2 separate regions of the Homo sapiens genome follow, and region 2 is linked to region 1. The links are chromatin loops, found by intact Hi-C in ENCODE. Cell type or tissue: pancreas. All regions are shown on one strand. Links, peaks and the distances in the headings refer to the core of each region. The heading gives the core; the rest is flanking DNA.

Region 1 (2,898 bases), core at 293-2,792:
GCTGAGGAGGGGCATGTTGCAGGAGAGGCAATCGGGGTGGGGAGCGCAGAAGATCTTGGGGGGCGGCTGTGTCTGATCTGAGGGATGGAAGCTGGGGACCAGAAGGAAAGGGTTGCGGGGTGTGCAGAAAGAATCTTGGCTTTTTAAAAGTAGAAGCCCAGAAGAGTTCTGAAGAGAACAGAGATTCTCCCGACAGGCAGGCAGAGGAGGACAAAAGGGCCCAAGTGACCCGAGAATGGGGGGCCTGGCACTCAGAAACCTCTGAGTGTGAAGTTTCTCAAACACTCAGAGGGCGGTTCCGCTCACATCCGGTACCTGGGTCTCCCCCACTGTGGATTTTGCCCCAGTCACAGCAAAGGGGCTTGGCTGCGCTTGTCTGCTGTCTGATGGATGGGGTGGAGGCCAGGACTGTGGCCACTAATCTAGCTTCCAGTCCTAGCTCCTGGGGTCTGAACCTGGTGACTGCCCTCGGGGTCTGTGTTTGCAGGGCTCTCGCTCCCCAGGCTGACGGGAAAGAGCCCGGAGTGCCACCAGGACGTGATTGCGGGAGGCCTGGCTCTGCCCGTCGGCCCCTGGAATGTCCCAGCCTGCAGCTGGGGCTCTAAGGCCACCACACTCCCTCCCCCGTGGTGGGAGGCAGCGGCCCCTGCGCACTCACCTGTGGGCTGTCCTGGTAGGGTGGGGGCGGGACATTCTGCGTGGCCATCATCGTCAGAGCGGGGGCTGGGGAGGCATGTTGCATCATGGGATTGATTCACATGGAGGACCTGTGGGCAGGAGAAAGGGGGCCGCACCGTTAACACCGCTGAGCAGGCCCGCCCTGGGCACCCAGCAGCTCCCTGTGTCCCCCGCTGGGCCACCTGGGCCGGCTGGATGCGGCAAGGGTTGCACGCCCTTCAGGGCAACAAATGAGAGCTAAGGAAGAGGCCTGGGTGGGGAGGGGCTTGCTGTGCTATTTTGACTTGAAAGAAACAATATTCAAATCATATGTAAAACAACCGGTACCCCTGCAGCGGCGCTTTGTTCAGCATCAGCTCCGGCCTGTTGTACGTGTGGGGAGGGGGCACGAAGAGGGAGGGGGCCTGCCTGGTAGCAGCACCGGGGGACTGGAGGCCATTTGGATACCCCTCCTTCCCCAGGAGGACCCTGAGTTCCAGCCTGATAAGGGTGCTCCTGGCCCCGCTGTTTCCCAGGCTTTCTGGAGCAGCCACAGCGCGCACAGGGGCAGGAGGGCCTCAGGCCAGCTACGGGATTCCAGGGTCCCCAAGCACCAAGCTCGCCCCTCCCCAGGGCTCACCCGTCCTCAGACTGTGAGACGGAGGACGGCCTGGACCCGTCCTCAGACTGTAGCCCCAGGGTGGCTGCCTGGAGGCCTTGGGGAAGGGAAAGAGGCAGGGAATGCCGGTCTACTCCTGTACTTTCCCAGACTCGGGCTTGTGACTATGGGCGTGTCCACAGATGTGCCTGCATATCCTATTAAGGAGGACTTTCCTCAGTCTTGGTTCAGTACGGTCACCGGAATGTGGGGATACCAGAAGAGCTATCAGAGCCAAATGGTCTACCTGCCTCTTTGGCTGGTAGAAGACAGAGGCCAAGGGTGACTTGTGTATGGGAGGGCGGGGGTTGGGGGACTTGTTAGTGAAGCTGGGATGGAAGCAGCACCTCCAGATTCCCAGCTCTGGGCCTGCTCCACTGTTGCCCCCATCATTTCCCCATCACCAATAAGCAGGCGAGCTGCCCCCATGAAGCCTCAAGATTTCCTCTTGAAGTAGGATGTGGTGCCATAAGTGGAGACAGCCCGGCTGTGCCACCCAAGGAAACAGAATGTCCAGAGAGCTGTTGTGCTGCAGTAGATGCTCTGAAATATTTAGATCTAGAAGCCACAGGCTAGTTGCCTGATACAGGGCTGTCCACTGTAGGGTAGGAGGTTGCTAAGAGCCTCTGTGGAGTGCAGGACGTGTTCTTCTCCTGGGTGGAGGGCACTGTTGGTGTAGAAACCTTTGTGAGCACAGCACTCACACCCTCCGTCCCCTCTCCCTGAGGCACCTAGGGCTTCATCCTCTTCCAGCCTGGCCCTTCCCAGGGTCTTCCAAAATGTTCACAGACCTGAATTCTGTGGGAATTTGAGAGTGCTTTGGAGCTGCTGTCATCTAAAGGGGCTGGCCTCCAGGGCTGTGTGTGTGTGTGTGTGTGTGTGTGTGTGTGTGTGTGTGATTCTTTTGGTTCTTTTTCAGGAAGTGGAAGTAAGATCTACTCTGACCTGACCTGAGTCTCCAAGATACCAAGTACGCTTTGACCTTCTGCAAAAAGCACTGGAAAGGCCTGTTTCACTCAATAGATGTCTACCAACCACCAACTCTGTGCAGAGAACAGTGTGGGGAGTGTGGTGGGACAGATGAATGAGGCATGGCTAGGAGAGGGAGGTCATGGTCCTAAAGGAAGGAAGAAAATGAGGTGGAGGTGGGTGGAGAATGCACAGGGAGGGATGGCTCCCCCGGTGCTAAAAATGCCGACTTCAGGCCGGTTCCGTCGGCCTCACCGCCTGTCACTCGCCCCCGCCTGGCCTCCTTCAGAAGACGGACTACCAGGATATCTTCACAACAGCATGCAGGGCCTCGCCCATCTCACACACCGCTGGTCCCTAAGATCCAATTTCCTTTTGCAAAGGGACGCAGGAGGGGGCTTTGGGGGAGCCTCTCTCTTCAGGCAGGGGAACCAAGGCCTCTGTTCACAGCTGGATCTTTGTCTGGGTGGTGGTCAGCATCCCAGAGAGCCAAGAGCAGAGTGAGGATTGCAGAGGGAAAAAGGTGGGGGTGGGGTAAGATATAGACTTTTTGAGACATCAGAAGGAACTTCCAGAATTAAGACTTTTGAGATATTAAAGTGGGTGGAATTTCT
Region 2 (2,898 bases), core at 218-2,717, 280 kb after region 1:
CCAAGGGGAGGCTGGGAAAAAATGCCCAGAGGCCAGGGTGCTCAGAGGGACCTGTCTCCCTGGTCCCAACTCCTGAGGCCTCTGTTGCAGCCGGCTCGGCCCCAGCCCACAAGAAGCACCTCCGCCTGCTCTGACCAGCTGGCAGCACCTCTGCTTTTTGTCGACCTCCCTGAGGTCAGGGCGCCTGTGTGTGTGTGCATGTGTGTGGCAGAGGTGGGGGCAGGGAGTTTGAGTGGTTTTCACATGTCTAAAATGATGGGGGTAGGAGGGAGACAGTCGGGAGAAGGGTCTGTTTTTAAAGTGAGGTTGACACTCCTCTGAAGCTTCGAACAGGGCAGACACAGCACCTCCTTCAGGCAGGCGGTAGTTGGAAAGGAAGTGGCAGTGGGACAGGTGGTGACAGACCCCAGCCCTCTTCTTAGTCCCAGTCCGTCCATCCCACTGGACAGAGCCCATTCTTTCCATCTGTGGCTCACACACGTGCTCTTTCTCACCCCTCACGTCTCATCCCATGCCCTGGCCCGGGATGGAAAGAACAGTGCAGGCGGGTGGCACTCAGCTTTTCCACTGTGCCCCGGCCGCTCCCCAAGCCTGAGGCCTGGGGAAGGGCCCCAGAGCCCTGCTGAGTCACTATCTGCTTCCTCGCCGCAGCCAGGAGCCAGGACATGCATGGAAAATAGGCCTCAGAGTGGAGCCCCAGTCCAGGAGAAGGGGCCAGGAGTTAGGCGAGACCCAGGGCTCACTGAAGACTTCATGGAGAAGGGTCAGGAAAAAGGGTGGGAGGGCTCCTGAAGCCCTTTCTGTCCTGGCTCCAAGAGCCCAAGGGCAGGACACTGGATGCTCCCTCGGCCTAGGAATCCTCCTCCACACCCCAGACCCAATTCCCCCAAATGTGGCATGAAGCAACACCCACTACCACTTGGGAAACAAAGGGGCATTTCAGCGAAGGCTGAATTGGGCTTGGGCTACGAGGCTCCTTCTCACTTTGCCCCTGGATCGAGCTTCCTGTCTGTCTTCTTGAGAGACTGAAGTTGCTCCTGCCCCTCCACAGCTCTGCTAAAACGCTTTCAGTGCCTTTCCATCCCATCCAGCATGAAGGTGCAACAGTGTAGTCTGGAATGCAGGCAGCTCCACGCCCCGGCCTCTCTGGCCACCGGTTCCCAAAGGCACACATGTGGGTCACAGAGGTCCTCTAGGGACTCAAGTTGTCTAGGGAAGCTGGGGCTACTCCAAGTGCCTGTCACAGTGACTGACATAGGCAAGCTTGTGGCAACAATGTTTTCCGGGTTCCACCTGTTGCCATATGGCTCATGACTCTTAGTTCGGGGACTTCTAGAATCTGAGGGAAATCCTCTGAGAGACTTTGAAGAGGGTGCCCAGCTGGCCTTCTGCAAAGAGCAATGGATGGAAGAACCCTGCAGTCCTACAGATAGCAGCCACCAAGCCCCGCCTGGGACGCACCTGGTTCAGGGAGAGGCGGGAAGCTTTGCGTGGCACCTCTCACTAATTGCCTGTGTAACCTCCCGTGAATCCCTAAGCCTTTTTTTTGCCTCTGGTTTCCTCATCAGTTACACATTGCGCTAGTATCAGTCCCAGCTGTCCCACAAGATAAGAGAACACAGCATGACTCTCCCCCAGTCCCCAGGTCCCTGGTTATACTGCCGGTAAGGCCCCCCAGGCAGCAGGACCAGCCTTCATGACCACTTGGATGTGCCAGGGCCTCTGCCATGATGTTTGGCCACTGACCATGGTGACAAATCAGATCCTTTCAGTGTCTGAAAGATCCTCAGGGACCCAAGGCCCCACTGGGGCCCCAGCTATGACTGTTCTTTCATTGCAGGCTCGGCAGTGAAGCCCTTGCTGGCTCCGTAGCCTGGTGTTGACTAGGAAGCCAGACTGCACCTCCACACTCATGCTGAGCCCTCCCAGGGCTGGTCAGAGCCAATGGGGACCCAGAGGCACAGCCTGCTGCCAGCACCCTTTCCCCTCCCACCCCACTCCCCCAACTGCACTGTGTCAACTCCAGCCCGCCCTCCCCGACTCCCCTGCTTGTGGCCCCAGGTGTTCTTCCTTATCTGCTCCATGGCCCTTTTGCCTGGAGTTCTGTCCCCGACAACCTCAGTAGGAGGAGCTGTGCCCATTTCTAACATCTTGATTCCCTTCGGCTGAAGCGAGGCTGCTCTCCCATGCATCCCTGTGCCCATCCTGTACCAGGCACCATGCTACAATCCAGCACTAGCAAGAGAATCCGTGAGCGGAATCTCCACCTGCCTGGGCGCACAGGTCAGCAGGGAGACAGTTAGACCTGGTGTGATGTCTCTCTCTTACAGAGATGACACAGAGGAGAGACTCCGAGCCAGCAGGAGGGAGCAGTGTCGGGAAAGGATTCCTGGAGCTGAGGCTTCAAAAACAAGCAGGACGAGGCCAAGTCAACCACAGCTGGGGCAGGGAGGACTGCCAGGGAGAGGAAGCAGCGTGCACGAAGGCACGGAGGTGTGAAATGACACTACCTGTTTGGGGAACTCCGCCTCAGTGGGGGTATCTGTAGGGTGAAACTGAGCCAAGCAGAGAAGCAGAGCTGGCTGGGAAGGGCAGGGGCCTCAGGTGGCGTGGCGCAGGGCCTCAGGTGCCAAACTGTGGCATTTAGGCTATCTCTGAAGGTGATGGGAAGCCACTGAAGAGAGCGGGAGTTCCCAGGTCGGCAGCTCTGAACCCCAGCCAGCCTAAGCCAGGTGAAGACCCAGGGCTGTGCCCTGTAGGTTTTGGTGGGAAGCGCAGACAGGCTTCCTCACTGAGGCTCAAGGCCAGTTCCCTGGGCCTTTTTCATCCTGCCAGCCACTCCCAGGGACATAGCAGCATCACGGGGGAACCCAGGTGGTGGATGTCAGGGAGTTGATG

What was found. A loop is a pair of places that touch in the nucleus more often than their neighbours do. Peaks named below come from ENCODE experiments on the same cell type or tissue, not always from the same donor. Only the 100,000 strongest peaks of a DNase experiment are listed, where the experiment ranks them.
Region 2: a loop joins it to region 1, with 2.2 times the contacts of the local background. A loop is called at or near these places in 2 of 110 quality-filtered maps.

What each region holds. Positions count from the first base shown.
Region 1 is chr11:125,349,153-125,352,050 of GRCh38, reverse strand. PKNOX2 (PBX/knotted 1 homeobox 2) reads right to left here. Exons shown (of 13, transcript NM_001382323.2): 4 at 659-767. The coding sequence starts at 745. Among named protein-coding and RNA genes, the nearest start is that of PKNOX2-AS1, 84 kb to the right of the region's middle. RefSeq lists enhancers at 103-764, 765-1,428, 2,084-2,626. In pancreas, for the core only: no CTCF peak of the experiment used is centred there; DNase peaks (open chromatin) are centred at 793 and 1,272.
Region 2 is chr11:125,073,722-125,076,619 of GRCh38, reverse strand. The region is part of intron 1 of SLC37A2 (solute carrier family 37 member 2); the gene reads right to left. Among named protein-coding and RNA genes, the nearest start is that of SLC37A2, 12 kb to the right of the region's middle. In pancreas, for the core only: no CTCF peak of the experiment used is centred there; no DNase peak of the experiment used is centred there.